Regions from separate parts of the Homo sapiens genome. Here region 1 is linked to region 2. A link is a loop called in an ENCODE intact Hi-C map of the cell type or tissue named here. Cell type or tissue: IMR-90. All regions are shown on one strand. Links, peaks and the distances in the headings refer to the core of each region. The heading gives the core; the rest is flanking DNA. Region 1 overlaps CZ1P-ASNS (CZ1P-ASNS readthrough). Region 2 has its middle 13 kb from the start of SDHAF3.

Region 1 (8,811 bases), core at 541-8,540, 820 kb after region 2:
AATACAAAAGTTAGTCAGGCATGGTGGCACGCACCTGCATTCCCAGCTACTTGGGAGGCTGAGGGAGGAGAATCCTTTGAACATGGGAGGTGGGTTCCCCAGGCTTAGAGCAAAACCCCCATCTTGTCCGTCTCCACTCTCATCCCAGGCAATCACGGTCATTTCCACAGCCTCAACCACTGTCTACCTGGGATGCCTCCCAAGCCCAAGTCTCCAGCCCAAACCTGCCTTCCTAGCCCCAGACCCATCTGTCCTGGCACACGTTGCCCCCTGGGTCCCAAGCAACCTCAGCCAATGAGTCCAACGTCAACTTCCTGTCCTTGCCTGACACTGTCAGCCCTGAGATCAGACTTGACCATTCACCTCCAGTACCTGATAGGTCCGTCAGTCCTTTGGAACATATCCCACGAATATTCCCTAAACCAGGCACCGGACTCCACACATCAACACCGTCATGTGAGTCACCAGCATCCCTGGCAGGGACCCCTGTCCCAGCCTCCAACTCATCTCCTTCCTGTCCCTTGAGTTCTGTGTCACATTCCAGAGGCCACAAGAAGAAAAATGACAACCTTAATGAAATTAAAAGAATTGAGAAGACATTTCCCTATGGTCCAAAGTCTTTCCAACTGAGAAACACATATCAAGATCCGGCCTGCCAACCCTGCGGTTAAATGTTCCTGAAATAATTAAAGCCCAGGGCAACACAGCCCGCACTCCACAAGTACTCCCAGCACAGTAAGACTTGCTTCTCTGGAGGGGCTTGAAATGTCCAGTGTGTACCCTGCCCCTCTCTGTCGTAGCTAACAGGAATGTGCTTCATGTCTTCTTCCTGCTCAAAGGACTGTCCACCAACATGCGCAGGTAGCACTTTCGGCCAGGGGGGGATGCGAGAACTTCCCACCATTTCCCACTTATGCACTGCATTCCTCAGGAGCCTGCCTCACAAATTACAAGAGCGCCACGGCAGACACACCACGTTCCAGTGGGTGGCCATGTCTTCATGTCAGCTTGAAAGATCGTCACCAGGGAAATATCTATATCTCGGCAGAGAAAGCTTCAGCCTGTGTAGTCCAGCTGTGCTCAAATGGAAATCCAGAAACCCAGATGTTGGTCCAAACACCCTGTCTCGGACAGCCAGCTCTGCAGGTCCCCAGCGTGGGAGTGAACTGGGTGGGCCACCTACCCTGCCTGCCCACATCCCTGCTTCCTGGAATCCTGGACCCTGAGAACCAGGGGGATGTGGTGGGGAACAGGCAAGTCTTGTGCAGAAAGCCAAGATGCCACCCAAATCCACTCTGCAGTCTAGGTGGGTGATATTCTGGTCTGCACCACACCAGTGCATGAGGGGATGGAGGATGGAGTCTAGACAAGCCAAATGTAAAAAGATATTGCCCAAGTATTTTGTGCTTTGTCTGTGTTACAATGCTATGCCCAGCCCAGCGTGGTGGCTCACACCTGTGATCTCAGCACCTTGGGAGGCCGAGGCAGGCGGATCACCTTAGGTCAGGAGTTTGAGACCAGCCTGGACAACATGGTGAAACCCCATCTCTACTAAAAATACAAAAATTAGCCAGGTGTGGTGGTGGGCACCTGTAATCCCAGCTACTCGGGAGGCTGAGGCAGGAGAATCACTTGAGCCCAGGAGGTGGAGGTTGCAGTGAGCAGAGATCATGCCACTGCACTCCAGCCTGGGCAACAGAGTAAGACTCCATCTTTAAAAAACATAAAAATAAATAAATGCTATGCCCAGCATTTTCCATGTACTGTCTTATTATCTCAGTAAATCCCATATAACCTTCCTATGAAAGTGTATCTCATTTATCTCCATTTTATAGATGAGAAAACTGAGGTCCCTGGAGTAGTATTAATTTTCCAAGACCGCATTGCTCATAAAGGGTACAGCAGGGACCCAAGCTCGACACTCTCACCCTCAAACATTTCCACAAATGTAGACCAATGGCTCTCAACTGGGGTGGTTTTGCTCACGTACCACTCCCTTGCTCCATGACATTTGAAACCATCTGGAGACATCTGGGGTAGCCATAGCTGGGAGGGTAGAGTGGCACCTAGAGGATGGAGACCAGAGATGCTGCTAACCATCCTACAATACACGGGACGGCCCCACCACCACCACCATGAATGGTCTGACCCCAAGTGTTGTGACTGTGCCAAAGCTGAGAAACCCAGGTTTCTCCTCAGCAAGAAGGGAAAATACCTGCAACGTGGATGCACCTCTACAGGAGCCCCAGGCTGACAATAACCTTCCTGATCTGGTTTCAACCCTGGATGCTTTTACCTGGTGCGTTAATCAGGGATTTCAGGGACTCCAGTGAGTTATCACCCTTGAATGCTCGGTTCTGCCTGACAACCCAGAAATCTCTGCCGAGGTGCCTGGTCTTGGGGAAGGCTGAGCAAATGGTTGAGGTTGATAACCAAATACCTAGGAGAGACTTGTCTCCCTCCAGGAAGAGCTGTTGGTCAGACACACCCTGGGATCATTCACAAGCGGTCAATAAAGGCTTGGGGAGGGCCAGGTTTTCTAGGCGTCTTAATGGGATGGGTGTTTATGGATACACAAGAAGCCTGTGAAACTTCTGATATTGGCAGGAAATCAATGCCCCCCACCCTCCACCCCCCTGCCTCCCCACCATAAACACATGCCCTGCAGCAGGACTTGGCACTCAGGGTCTCCTGGGGTCCCGATTTACCTGCTAAAACATCCTTTAGCCAACACCGAATAAAGCAACCCCTTGCCACCCAACCACGAGATCACAGCCTGGGAGCCACTCCAAGGGACATCCAGTCACATTAAAACCTCAGCCATCCAGAGCACCAGGCCTGGTGATGAGAAAGAACATTTTATCCTTAAAAGCATCTGAATGCCCATGCTGCTTCTTGCAGAGAAAAGTCCAAAATAATCTGCTATTAAAGAATGAGGATGGTTTTGACATTTTTACCAAGCTAATGGTCTACACAGACAAAATCTCATAAAAGGGCACTCTGTTCTTCTTGATCCACTCAGACATGGCCTGTGAGTGAAGAAACAGGCTCTCCTCCTCAAAGAAATCACTGCTGATCCTCACACCAGCCTGACACTTCTTCATGGGTTCTTCAAAGAGAGTATTCCCATAGAAACTAAAAGGGAAGAGGAATGGGTCTGGCGGGCATTGTGGGCAGCAGTGGGCTTTGGGCCAAATTTTAAGTTTGAAAATCAAGATTCCCTCTTTTCAAGGGGCCGCCAGACTGAGCAGATACAGGCGCCGCGAAAAGAGCGTGCCATATTCAGATTCAGGAAACAAGGATGGTTTCTGTTCAGTTCCTCCATCATCCTTCAGGTCATGCGATTCCCATTTCCCTTTGTGGACCAAAAAATTCAGTGGGGTTTCTGCCTTTTAAATATTTCATTATCAACATATCATCATTTTAGCCTCCAGAAAGCATTTTAACATGGAGATTCTGGCTTAAGACTCTTGTGGGTCTGTCTGTCTCTCTCTCTCTCTTTTGCTTGAAACGGTCTCACTTTGTCACCCAGGCTGGAGTGCAGTGGCATGATCACAGCTCACTGCAGCCCGACCTTCCAGGCTCTAGCAATCCTCCCACCTCAGCCTCCCAAGTACTTGGGACTACAGGCACACACCACCACACCTGGCTTTTTTTTTTTTTTTTTTTTTTTTTTTTGGTAGATATGAGGCTTCACCATGTTGCCCAGGCTGGTCTTAAACTCCTGGGCTCAAGCGATCCTCCCCCTTCGGCCTCTCAAAGTGCTGGGATTATTGGCTTGAGCCACCATGCCCGGCCAAGAACCTTGTCTCTTGTGATGCACCCCAGAACAAAACATCACTGCAAAAACACACCAAGGCATGAGTTTTAGTCCTAAGTCCCATTTATCCACCATACACTATGTGCCAGGCACAACGCTAAGTCTTTCTATGGACGAGCATCCCTTAATCTCAGCAGTAACAACCCCAGGCAATGGGGCCTGTTGACAGATCCATTTGCCACTGAAGACAGTAAGGCTCAGAGAGGGTAAGTGGCTTGTGCCATGTCAGCCAGCTAAGGAGGGGCAGAACCAGGATGCAAACCCCAGCCGCCTGGCTCCAGACTCGCGTTCCCAAGGTCCCACTACGTTTGGTCACTGCAGTGCATTCTGGTATCCTGGTCTTTGGCAGAGTCCACGTAAAAGAAGGAGGTAGAGGGAGTGAGAGGGACTTCACGCAATAAAGTTTCCTGATGTTACACTGCCACCGTAATTGTGTCCCCGACCAGAACCTCTCCCTTCTCATCCTTTCCGTGATCGGCCCTGGAAAACCTTCCAGAGAACTGTCCTCCTTCTCCCGGGATCTCAGAGAAAATTCACTCAGAGTTCAGTGTCCAGGTGACCCAAGCTCTGAATGCAGTAACGTGCACGGGGAGATGAGGATGTCACCATGAGCAAGCCTCCCAGACAGCATCCGGGAGCAACCCCAAGACTGGGCAGGGGGGCTCTGATGCAGCCCACGGCGAGGAGGGCTGCCCGTGCTGCCTAAATGTGTTCAGAATGAAGGCCGCCCTCCCAGCTTTAACCCGGGGCAGGCCACGGAGCCTCCCGCCGCCCCTACCCCGCGTCCCCAGCACCCCCGCGCTCCCGGCACCCCCGGACCCCCGCGCCCGCGTCACTTACTCCTCTGCCGTCGCCACCTGTCTGGGTGCCGGTCTCCTCCCTGCCCGGCCGCGGCGCGTCCTCCCCGTCCTCGCAGTCCTGGGGCTGTGCGCTTCCCCCCTCCAGCAAGAGCCGCAGCCTCTTCTCTTCGGGAGGGACGTCGTCCTCCTCCCTCCTGGGCCGGCCATCCCTGCCTCGGGGCTTGCCAGTGGCTTTGGAGCTGCCGGAAGGGCTGGCCATGGCTCCGGGGGCTCTGCCTGCATTTGGGGAAGAAGGACCCGGCGCAAGCGGCCTCTCGGCGGAGCTGGGGCGTCTGAGCGCGGGCTCGGAGGGTCCGCGCGGCGCGGAGGTGGGCACCGGGGCCGGCGCGGGCTCCTCTGCGGGCCGCTCCTGGCTCTCTGGCGCCCTCTGCTGGCCGCTCACGCGCACCTCCGCCACGCCGGGCCCGGGCCTGCGCCGCTCTCACCTGTCCTGGCCCGGGGGTCGCTGTCCCTTGCCCGTGGCCAGGCCCGCTCTGGCCAGGCCCTGCACCTCCTCCCCGCCCCAACCAGGTTGCACCCCGATGGTCTCCCTGCTCAAGGAGGAGAGAAGAGAAGGGACGCCCCGAGAGGGTGGACATCGGCCACAGCCACCTTGTCTTTGCTCTTACCCTGTGTCTTGCATGATTTGGAGGTGGTGGGAAAACCGAGGCTGCTCAAAACTCGTGGAGAATTCCGCCTGCAGGATGACATGAATGCACCTTCACATTGCCTACCAACAGATCTTTTTTGAGCATCACTGTGGACCAGTCGTGGTGATGGGGGAGGGGATATTGTGGTGAACATGACAGGCATTGCCTTCACCCAGTGGGGCTCAGCGCTGGGTGAGAAGGCATTGAGAATGGACATTGTCAATTGGGCCAAAGGAGGCCAAGGAGAAGTGCTGGGGACATGGGAACTAAAAAAGACAGGAGGCTCAGCAGGTCTTGGAGCTGGGAGAGTGACAGCAGCAGCGGCTGTTCCAAAGGAAGCAACAGCTGAGAGAGGTCTCAGAGAGTTGTTCTCAGCCCAGTGGAGGGTGTTCAGGCAGAGGGAACAGCGTGTGCAAAAGCCCAGAGGCTGGGAAAGAAGCAGAAAGAGGACTGTGGTGCTGGAGCGTGGTGGACAAGGTGAGAGAGGTGTGGTGGGCGGACAGATGGCCTGGGACCCAGCCGTGCAGGGGCAGAGGATATAGGGGATCCTTGCAGGCCCCCAGCCGGGGCTGAGGCACAGAGACAATGCAGGTGGGCAAAGGGAGGAGACGTGGAGAAATATTTTGGAGGCATGCCCTGATGAATGAGCCCAGGATGCACCCTTAGTGTCAGTGTGGAGCTCCTGCCTTGGCTGTGTGATGACCTGAACCCGGGGGTATTTTCTGGACATCGAAGTGCTACACCCAGAGTCCAGGACAGGCTAAGTGAGCACCAGCAGCTCCTGGCCCACCTCAAAAGCAGGAGAGACAGGGGAGACTGGGGAGGCCGGGGCGGAAGGGGAAGCCAGGAAGGCAGGAGAGGCCAGGGAAGCAGAGGAGGCCAGGGAGGCAGAGGAGGCAGGAGAGGCTGGGGAGGCTGTGTCCTTTCCATGATTCTGCCCAGGATCCTAGGTCCCTGTACTCCCTGAACTTCTCCACCCCAAGCGCTGGAAACATGTTGCACAATGGTCTCCCCACTAAGCTCCTGATGGCAGCCCCTGCCCTGCTGTGCTCCCTATTTCAACCCTAACAGCTCTCACAGTGGGCAGCACATAGTAGGTGCTCAGGAAACACTGGTGGGAGAGCACATGGGTCTGCTCAGCACCTTCCTCTCTCCTCCAGCTCTCCCCTGTCACGAAATAATTCTGATAACGACACATGGGCTATGAGACCCTCTTCTATTACTTTCCATATGCTAATCCATCTATACCCCACAGCAGCCCTGGGGTGGGTGCAATGAGGATGCCCATTTTATAGAGGAGGAAACTGAGGTATAAAGAGGGTAAGTGACATAGGCACACTACAGGGGCTGGGGCCAAGTGATCAGAGCACTCAATCCCCAAAGGCAAAGTGGATGCAGTTACCATAAAAGACAGCAGAGTCAAAGCTGCAACCAGAATAGCCTGACTCGCAGAGACCTATGGTGCCAGCTGATCGTGGCATTCCTAGAAGTGAAATAGATAAGAAGCCTGCCACATTTTTACTGGATCTGTGTTTGCAGAAGAGTTCTAGGTCAGGTGAGCAGAAGTCTAATCTGAATCATAAAAACAGAGTCACAGTCCCCAGTCAATTCCCAGACATAAGCCAGTTCACAAACCCGGAGTCCCTTGTCTGAATGGGAAGCCAGGTCCCCTCCAGAAAGGACTCTGCTCCACTGCAAAAAATTTATACTGTCAATCTTTCTCCCAGCCTGCCCCCAAGGGAATACACAGCCTTTTACCAGGATGACTGAACAGGAGAAAAGGAACTAATGGGCCCTGTGCAGGATCACTGGACACAGGCTCTGAACTGGCACTAGGGCGAGACTAGGGTCTACCAGACAGAATAGGCATTTTGGAGGTCAGGTGAATGTTGGTGCAAGTTCATGTCATGGTAGATCCATTGGGTCCCCAAATCCATCCTCTGGTTATATACAAAATGGCCATGTTGAGATTTAAATTCATGGCATCCAACTTAGAGGCTGTGCTCTTACTCATGAAACATTCTGACACTACTAACCAATTTAAAAATGCAAACACCTCCTGGGGCTAGCGAGAGTCCTCCAAACAGTCATGTTAATTGGTTCTGTCAATCCTCCTACCCACCCACCCCCTCACCCCCCCCCCCCCCGCGCGGAGAGCCAGTTGCAAGGAGAGACTAGGGAAGGGCATTGGGTAACTTTGTTGCTAAAAGCTCTTCTGGATAAAGAAGAGCTTTATCCAGGAAAAAGAAGCAAAATAGAGTTCAGCAGAAGTTGAGAAAAGAAGCAAATAGAGTTCAGCAGAAGAGGTAAGAAAGTAAGTTTATGTTTGACCACGCACGGTGGCTCACGCCTGTAATCCTAGCACTTTGGGAAGCCAAGGTGGACAGATCACGAGGTCAAGAGATCGCACCATCCTGGCCAACATGGTGAAGCCCCGTCTGTACTAAAAATTCAAAAATTAGCTGGCCATGATGGCACACGCCTGTAGTCCCAGCTTCTCGGGAGCCTGAGTCAGGAGAATCACTTGAACGCAGGAGGCAGAGGTTGCAGTGGGCCGAGATCATGCCACTACATCCAACCCCGTGACAGAACAAGACTCCATCTCATAAAACAAAACAAACAAACAAAAGTAAGCTTATTTTTAAGCCTGAACAAGTGTAGTGGTTTAGGGGTTCTGCAAACACGGCCCCAATCAGGCTACAAGATGTTGTGGCAGCAATATTTACAGCCAGTCACTCCTGGCTGGCTGAGCCACTTTTCAAAACACGCTTGCACGGCTGTGCAGAGCGGCTGGCTCCACTGGCAGCCGGCAGAGCCATAACTCACACTGTCACCACTGCCCTCAAACCCCTTCGGTAAGCACTTTGTTTTTTTGAGACGGAGTCTTGCTCTGTCATGCAGGCTGGAGTGCAGTGGCACAATCTCGGCTCACTGCAAGCCCCGCCTCCTGGGTTCATGCCATTCTCCTTCCTCAGCCTCCCAAGTAGCTGGGACTACAGGTGCCCGCCACCATGCCCGGCTAATTTTTTGTATTTTTAGTACAGACGGGGTTTCACAGTGTTAGCCAGGATGGTCTCAATCTCCTGACCTTGTGATCTGCCTGCCTCAGCCTCCCAAAGTGCTGGGATTACAGGCGTGAGCCACCGCACCCGGCCTGGTAAGCACTTTTAATCAATGCAACAGGAATAAACATTTGCTGCAGAGCGGCAACGTGCAGGGAGGAACATGGTTCCACTCAGGCTCAGAAAGCAAAACCTCCTGGCTGTTTGCATCTATGCAAGAGCTCGCAGGAAAAGCCCTCTGTGTGGCTGCCAGCCTCACACACTCCCCCCAAGGGGTGAGTTTCTCTTTCCATGTTAATCTATGCTCTGATGTGCCATCTGTCAACAACCACACCATTCTCAGTTGCCATTTCAAAGCATCTTTGCCCTGTGAATGGTCACCAGCCCTGCCCTGCAAGCCCCCAGTTCACATTGAACTTAAATGAGAGAGAAAGCAGGTT
Region 2 (8,811 bases), core at 407-8,406:
CAGCTGAATTCTTTTTTTTTTTTTTTTTTTCCCCGAGACGGAGTCTCGCACCGTCACCCAGGCTGGAGTGCAATGGCACAATCTCGGCTCACTGCAACTTCTGCCTCCCAGGTTCATGTGATTCTCCTGCCTCAGCCTCCCGAGTAGCTGGGATTACAGGTGTACACCACCACACCCAGCTAATTTTTTGTATTTTTAGTAGAGATGGGGTTTCACTATGTTGGCCAGACTGATCTAGAACTCCTGACCTCGTGATCCACCTGCCTTGGCCTCCCAAAGTGCCGGGATTACAGGCATGAGCAACCACACCCGGCCTCACAGCTGAATTCTATCAGGCATTCAGAGAAGAATTGGTACCTATCTTACTGAAACTATTTCACAAGATAGAGAAAGAGGAATTCCTCCCTAAATCATTCTATGAAGTCAGTATCCCCCTAATACCAAAGCCAGAAAATGACATAAGAAAAAAGAAAACTACAGACCAATATCCCTGATGAACACAGATGCAAAAATCCTCAACAAAAATACTAGCTAATCAAATCCAACAGCATATCAAAAAGATAATACACCATGATCAAGTGGGTTTCATAACAGGGATGCAGCGATGGTTTAACATACACAAGTCAATAAATGTGATACACTACACAAACAATTAAAAACAAAAATCACATGTCCATCTCAATAGATGCAGAAAAAGCATTTGACAAAATTCAGCATGCCTTTATGATGAAAACCCTCAGCAAAATTGGCATAGAAGAGACATACCTCAAGGTAATAAAAGCCATCTATGACAAACCCACAGCCAACATTATACTAAATGGGGAAAAGTTGAAAGCATTCCCCCTGAGAACTGGAACAAGACAAGGATGCCCACCTTTACCACTGCTATTCAACATAGTACTGGAAGTCCTAGTCAGAGCAATAAGACAAGAGAAAGAAACAAAAAGCATCCAAATCAGTAAAGAGGAACTCAAACTGACACTGTTCACCAATTATATGTTTGTATACCTAGAAAACCCTAAAAACTCATCCAAAAAGCTCCTAGATTTGATAAACGAAGTCAGTAAAGTTTCAGGATACAAAATCAATGTACACAAATCAGCAGCACTGCTATACACCAACAATGACCAAGCTGAGAATCAAATCAAGAACTCAACCCCTTTTACAACAGGTGCAAAAAAAAAGGAAATATTTAGGAATATGCCTAACCAGGGAGATAAAAGATCTCTGAAAGGAAAACTATAAAACACTGCTGAAAGAAATCATAGATGGCACAAATAGAAACACATCCCATGCTCATAGATGGGTAGAATCAATATTGTGAAAATGGTCATACTGCCAAAAGCAATCTACAAATTCAATGCAATTCCCATCAAAATACCATCATCATTTCTCATCGAACTAGAAAAAACATTCCTAAAATTCATATGGAACCAAAAAAGAGCCTGCATAGCCAAAGCAAGACTAAGCAAGAACAAATCTGGAGGCATCACATTACCCAACTTCAAACTATACTACAAGGCTATAGTTACCAAAAAAGCAAGGTACTGGTATAAAAATAGGCACATAGACCAATGGAACAGACTACAGAACCCAGAAACAAAGCCAAATACTTATAGACAACTGACATTTTTTTTTTTTTTAAGACAGGGTCTTGCTCTGTCGCCAAGGCTGGAGTGCAGTGGTGCGATCTCGGCTCACTGCAAGCTCCGCCTCCCAGATTCATGCCATTCTCCTGCCTCAGCCTCCCGAGTAACTGGGACTACAAGCGCCCGCCACCACACCTAGCTAATTTTTTGTATTTTTAATAGAGACGGGGTTTCACTGTGTTAGCTGGGATGGTCTCGATCTCCTGACCTCGTGATCTGCCCACCTCGGCCTCCCAAAGCTGGGATTACAGGCATGAGCCACCACACCCGGCCGACAACTGCCCTTTAACAAAGCAAACAAAAACATAAAGTGGGGAAAAGACACTGTATTCAACAAATGGTGTTGGGGTAATTGGCAAGCCACATGTAGAAGAAGGAAGCTGGATCCTCATCTCTCACCTTATACAAAAATCAGCTCAAAATGGATCAAAGACTTAAATCTAAGACCTGAAACCATAAAAATTCTAAAAGATAACCTCAGAAAAACAATTCTAGATATTGACTTAGGCGAAGACTTCATGACCAAAAGCAAATGCAACAAAAACAAATAGATGGTACCTAATTAAACTAAAAGGCTTCTGCACAGTAAAAGAAATAATCAGCAAACAGACAGCCCACAGAGTGGAAGAGTATCTTTGCCAGCTATGTATCTGATAAAAGACTCATATCCAGAATCTACAAGGAATTCAAAAAAATCAGCAAGAAAAAAACAAATAACCCCATCAAAAAGTGGGCAAAGGACATGAATAGACAATTCTCAAAAGAAGATATACAAATGGCCAACAAACATGAAAAAATGCTCAACATCACTAACGATCAGGGAAACGCAAATCGAAACTGCAGTGCAAAACCACCTTACTTCTGCAAGAATGGCCATAGATGTTGGCATGGATGTAGTAAAAAGGAGCACTTTTACATTGCTGTTGGGACTGTGAACTAGTACAACCCCTATGGAAAACAGTATGGAGAGTCCTTAAAGAACTAAAAGTAGAACTACCACTTGATCCAGCAATCCTACTACTGAGTATCTACCCAGAGGAACAGAAGTCATCATCCAAAAAAGACACTTGCTCATGCATGTTTATAGCAGCGCAATCTGCAATTGCAAAAATATAGAACCAGCCCAAATGCCCTTCAATCAATGAGTGGATAAAGAAACTGTGGTGTGTATATATATATATACATACACACACACACACACACACACACACACCATGGTATTATATTACATATATATGTTATATATATATGTTTTATATATATATGTTTTATATATATATGTTTTATATATATATGTTATATATATATATAAATGACATCAGTTTTCTCCAAAGACTTTTCTCTCTCCATGTATCTGTGACATATTTCTTTCTCTTGATATATGTCATTGTCAAGGAATCCTTGTTTTGACACTTCTTTTGTAAATCAGTTGCTTTTTCTCCTTGCCATTGCCCCACCTGCTTAGACTCTGTATCTCTCAGTTAAAGGATTGCAACAGTCTTCTAATTGCATTTCCTTTCTTTAGTTTTTTTTCTACCTCCAATTAATAGGACATAACATATATAGTATTCCATGGAATATATAGTATTCCATGGAATACTACTCAGCCATAAAAAGGAACAAAATAAAGGCATTCGCAGCAACTTGGATGGAGTTGGTGATCATTATCTAAGTGAAGTAACTCAGGAATGGAAAACCAAACATCATATGTTCTTACTTATAAGTGAGAGCTAAGCTATGAGGATGCAAAGGCATAAGAATGATATAATGGACTTTGGGTACTTGAGCGGAGGGGTGGGAGGAGGGTGAGGGATAAAAGACTACACATTGCGTACAGTGTACACTGCTCGGGTGATGGGTGCGCCAAATCTCAGAAATCACCACTAAAGAACTTTTCTGTGCAACCAAACACCATTTGTTCCCCCAAAACTGCTGAAATAAACAACAACAACAAAACAGAATAGATACTGTAAATTCATTCTAATTTGAGGAGGACAGAGAGAAGGGAGATAATGTCCCTTGTCAATTTTTTTGCATTTGTTTATATATTTACTGACTTTTGCTTTCTGTAGGTTAAATGACAATGGCCTTATGAAGTTGATATCTTTGTCTGAATTATTTAGATTGTTTTCCTTCAATTTTAAGAGTGCTATGTACTATGAAAGTACAGTGCTATGAAAAAGTGAGTTAGTAATAGTGTGGCTGCCAGTTGCCTTTGATTACAATGTGACTTTATATCCTGGGGGCACAGGTTGTACTCTGAGGACAGTGGGAAAGCTTTGGAAGATGGTGGGCTGTGGGAGACACCTGAGTGAAGCCATGTTTTAAAAAGATCAATTTGAATATGTTATGTCCTATTAATTGGAGGTAGAAAAAAAACTAAAGAAAGGAAATGCAATTAGAAGACTGTTGCAATCCTTCAACTGAGAGATACAGAGTCTAGGCAGGTGGGGCAATGGCAAGGAGAAAAAGCAACTGATTTACAAAAGTAGCGTCAAAACAAGGATTCCTCGACAATGACATGTATCAAAAGAAGGAAAGATGTCACAGATGCGTGGAGAGAGAAAAGTCTTTGGAGAAAACTGATGAGTTTAGCTTGGAACAGAGACTCTGAAAGGATGACAGGACACCCAGTTTGGACTTATCCTGTGGTTATATAGAGAGCAAGACTCTTAACTGTGGAGAGGTCAGAGGTGTGTGTATGAGGCTTGGAACAGCTTTTTGAGAAGCTATGCTGGCGGTTTTCCAGATAAGGGTCCAGTGAGGCCTTTGAAGTGGTTAGAATGGGCTTGGCCAGGCGGGGGCAGCAGAGCATCAGTAATTGCTGGGGACAGCTGGCCGGGACAAGAGCGCTGACAGGGAGTCATGTTTGGATTGAGCCTTCGCACTTGTTCACATTTGTGGGCTGGAAGAACTACAGCCAGTTAAGAAGACAGAGGGAGTGGGGTCCTGAAGGTGGGATCGCCTGGGCAGCACAAATGTGTGGAAGGCAAAGATGCAAAGACTTCTAGGAAGTCAGGAGGGGGTAGGAGTGTGAACAGAAGCAAATGACTAGTGACTTTGAAGAAAGAGATTTCAGAAGAATAGTGAGGCCAACACCAGGTTAAAAGGGGTCAAATGGGCTGGGCGTGGTGGCTCAAGGCCTGTAATCCCAACACTGGGAGGCTGAGGCGGGTGGATCACTTGAGGTCAGGAGTTCTGGACCAGCCTGGCCAATATGGTGAAACCCCATCTCTACTAAAAATACAAAAATTAGCCTGCAATCCCAGCTACTTGGGAGGCTGAGGCAGGAGAATCGCTTGAACCTGGGGAGGTGGAGGTTGCAGTGAGCCAATATCACACAACTGCACTCCAGCCTGGGTGACAAAGCCAGACTCAGTCTCAAAAAAAAGAGGAGGCAGGGGATTAAATGAGGAATGGGTATGGAGATGGAGAAAGTGGGAATAGGAATGTATATTTTCAAGTCAATGAAAAAAAGCAGAGTAACAGGATGGTCGCTTAAAGGGGAGGCAGAATAGAGAGATTTTCTTTTAACCTGAAGTATTCTCGTGAGTGTTTGTGAGCTCAATGAAATAATATCATGAAGAAAATAATTGAAAATGCCTGTGAGAGAAAGAACAAGGGGTTATGAAGACACTCCTCAGAAGAGTTGGGATATAATCAAGAGTTCTGGTGGAAAGTTTGGGTTGAAGGAGAGTAGGAAGGAAGAAGATATAGATAATGGAGATTTTATGGATCTTTATTAAGAGTGCCAACATTGTACAGTCAGCCCTTCATATCCATGCGTTCTGCATCACAGATTTAACCAACTCAGGATCAAAAATGTTCAGAAAAACAATTGCACCTGTACTGACATATACAGACTTTTCTTTGTCATTATTCCCTAAACAATATAGTATAACAACTATTTATATTGTATTAGGTATTATAAGTAATCTAGAGATTATTTAAGATATACGGGAGGATGTGTATAGGTTATTTGCAAATAACTATGCCATTTTTTATCATATACTTGAGCATCTGCAGATTTTGGTACCTGGGGAGCAGAGGAGAAGCACTGGAACCAATTCCCCATATATATCAAGAGATGATTGTATAAGTAAGCTGTATTCCAAATGTTCATTAGTTATCTGGAAAAGTTAAATCATTTTCCTGGAGAAACATGTGGTATTGCGGATATGGCATGTGGAAAGATTCTGGGCTGTGCTCTTCAGATCATGACATTATAATCACCTCCCCCTACTTTATAAATGTGGATATAACTCAAAGTTATGTTTTTACTGTTTTCACTTTACATTCTCCTCCTCAGAGAGAAGTTTCACTTTTACGGTTTAAAATATTCTTAACTATATAACAATATTTTCCCCCATTGTTGCAAGGACTCTTTAGTACAGAAAAGGCTGAACATTTAATAATTAGTTTTTAACACAGTGCCGTAATATCTTGTGTACTTTCCCAGAACTCAAATGTCTCCAAGATGGGAATTTAGATCACTGGTTCTGAATCCTGGCTGCACATTAGAATCACTTTGCCTGGAGCTTCTAAGCAATATCAATGTCTCAGCCCACCCTTGGAGGTTTGAATTGAGGCCTCATTCAAGCAGTTTAGAATGAGGCCTAAGAAACAGTATTTTATTATTTTTTTTTTTTACCAGTTTCACAGGTGAATGTAATATACAGCAGATGTTGAGAGCCACTGACTTAGACGATTAAAGGAACTGCACTGACACTATTAGGTAAATTTTCAATGCATCATGTAGGGTAGGCTGCCCCATTCAAACTCAGTGTGATTAAAATAAAATGCATTTCCACAAGCAGTTTTCTCTCCGGACTTTCTGTCTTCAATTATACATCCACAAAGGAAAACATGAAAACCTCTTAGATTCAGCTTTTTTTCCATTTCCTCATATCCGGTCAGTCCTTAAATCCAATGTCCTTCATAGTCTCATGCCCATGCTCCCACAGCTCTGCCTGCCTCTATGTGTTATGAACTCCTGGAAATCTCTTGCTGTCTTCTTTGGCTCAAGTGCAGACAGTTGAGTTAATCATGTTCTTCAGGCATGTTGTCATCCTGGATTCATGCAAGGCCCTTTGTTTAAATGAAGGTATTTATTCATTCAATAGTCTATTTTGCACATGGCTGCCAGATTGTTTTTAAAAGACTGCTTTCACCAATTCTCTTGACTCACATCTCCCAGTAACTCCTCATTTCCTACTCTGTAAATGGTGAACTACTTTGTGTGCCTTTTAAGGCTTTATATAATTGGTATTGAAACTCCAGGGATTCAGTCTAGGTCCTGCTGCTCACCACACAGGAAGCCAATCACTGAGACAGAGTATTGCCAGGGAAGAAGGCTTTATTCAGGTGCTATAGCTGAGGAGATCGGAGATCAGTCTCAAATCCATCTCCATTCATCTCCCTGACCAACTAAAATTGAAAGTTTATATACCAGGAAAGAAAAGTAACTATGTGTGGGAAAACAGGAATTAGGGAGGGGTAAGGAAGAGGAATTGGCCAACAGGAAGCAGGTGGTCAGTTAGGCAATAATAATGGCTAAGGGATCTGGCATCTCATTGTCCAAATGCAGTGATTTAGTAAGTTTCAGTTCCTTGATACTATGTGGAAGGCCTGATGTTTGGTTTCCTGAGAAAGTAACTCAGATAAGAAAAATGTAACTTTCTTAAGTCTTAGGAATCTCCCAGACATTTTTTTCTTGCCATTATCCGTTAAACAATATAGGGAATAACTAAAAAAGTCTTGGGAGGGTCTATTTCTATGTTTATTCAAAAGAAACCATAAACATCAGTTTTATGGGACAATGGACCAGTTTCATAATCAACACCCATTCAACGTAGGATGTCACTTAACTTCTCTGGCCCATTTTACCACCTGTAAAATTATACGTTAATAAATATATAAAGATATGTAATTATATAATACTATATATTATACATATATAATTCTTTCTAGATCCAAACAAATATTCCTATTTTTTAAAGGACTATTTTCTATTCTGCCTACAATAGGCTATTCATTATTCTAATCAGTTTGGTTTCTTCACTGTTCTAACAACACAAGCTCAGTGTTGCTTTTCATGTTGTTTTTCTCTTTTGAAAAACCTCAGGTCTTTTCTTAACCTGTCTATATGATATCATTATTCAAGGCACAGCTTAGATTCCACTCATCTATAATGTCTTCCTAGATGAGTGCCTGAGTATATGATCACACAATTTGAAATATAATCCATTTTGTTTTGTGTTGTTCCCAGCCCTTAAGTATCTTTTTAATATTTTCTAAATATTCTGTTTTTATGTTCCTTTCTTTGTTCTAAGATTTATGTATAAGGATGCTTTAGAATTTTTGAGTGGTTGTACTTTCATGTTGTTTTAATTTTTGTGGCTACATAGTAAGTATTATGATTTTCTAATTTTGTGCATTGTGGTCAGAGAATAAGATCTATAAAATTCCTGGTTTTAAAAAATGCGTTTAAATTTTTCTTTGCAATATCATCTAATTTTTGATCAGCTTTTGTCAAGATTTTTATGGAAACTTTAAAGTAATATGAATTCTTTGTTTTCAACAGTTTTTAAGCCAGTAATGTAAAATATCTTTTTACATGTAAAAGAGATATAACTTATTGTTCAAAACTGGGAACTACATTCATAATCTTACCAGTAAGTATTTTAGCATGTTTGCTTCTAGAGTTTCTATTTTTAAAAAATGACTAAAATCATATATATTATATATATTTGTATCCTGCTCTTGATTATTAACAATAATTTGATGTGTTTTGTCATTAAAATATCATACTTAACATCATTTTTAAAAGCATATTTAATATTCCATTATATGGCTATATCATAATTTAATTAATTCCTTGGTGTTGGACATTTACATTTCATTTTTTTTTTACAACTGAAAATAATATATCATTCTTCAAATGCTAAAATAATAGACTGGAAACACACCCCAACCTCCCATTCCTACTAATCTTTAGAAATGAGATAACGTATATTTTAAAAAGCTGTAACTGGATTGGAAAAGATGGGGAATTTAATATTAATAATTTAAAGTAATATGAATTCTGTTTTAAAGTTTTTAAACAAGTTATGTAAAATATCTGTTTATATGTAAAAGAGATAATGTGTTGTTCAAAATTGGG

What was found. Peaks named below come from ENCODE experiments on the same cell type or tissue, not always from the same donor. Only the 100,000 strongest peaks of a DNase experiment are listed, where the experiment ranks them.
Region 1: it touches region 2 in a loop (5-fold over the local background); 4 of 110 quality-filtered maps call a loop at or near these places.

The regions. Positions count from the first base shown.
Region 1 is chr7:97,923,422-97,932,232 of GRCh38, forward strand. It overlaps CZ1P-ASNS (CZ1P-ASNS readthrough), which reads right to left. Exons shown (of 19, transcript NR_147989.1): 3 at 4,661-5,356. It also overlaps a transcript of ASNS not described here. Among named protein-coding and RNA genes, the nearest start is that of MIR5692A1, 36 kb to the right of the region's middle. RefSeq lists a silencer at 4,909-5,078. In IMR-90, for the core only: a CTCF peak has its summit at 5,041 (motif pointing left); no DNase peak of the experiment used is centred there; H3K4me3 peaks cover 192 bases; H3K27me3 peaks cover 261 bases.
Region 2 is chr7:97,100,381-97,109,191 of GRCh38, forward strand. No RefSeq gene overlaps it. Among named protein-coding and RNA genes, the nearest start is that of SDHAF3, 13 kb to the right of the region's middle. In IMR-90, for the core only: a CTCF peak has its summit at 4,450 (motif pointing right); a DNase peak (open chromatin) is centred at 4,461.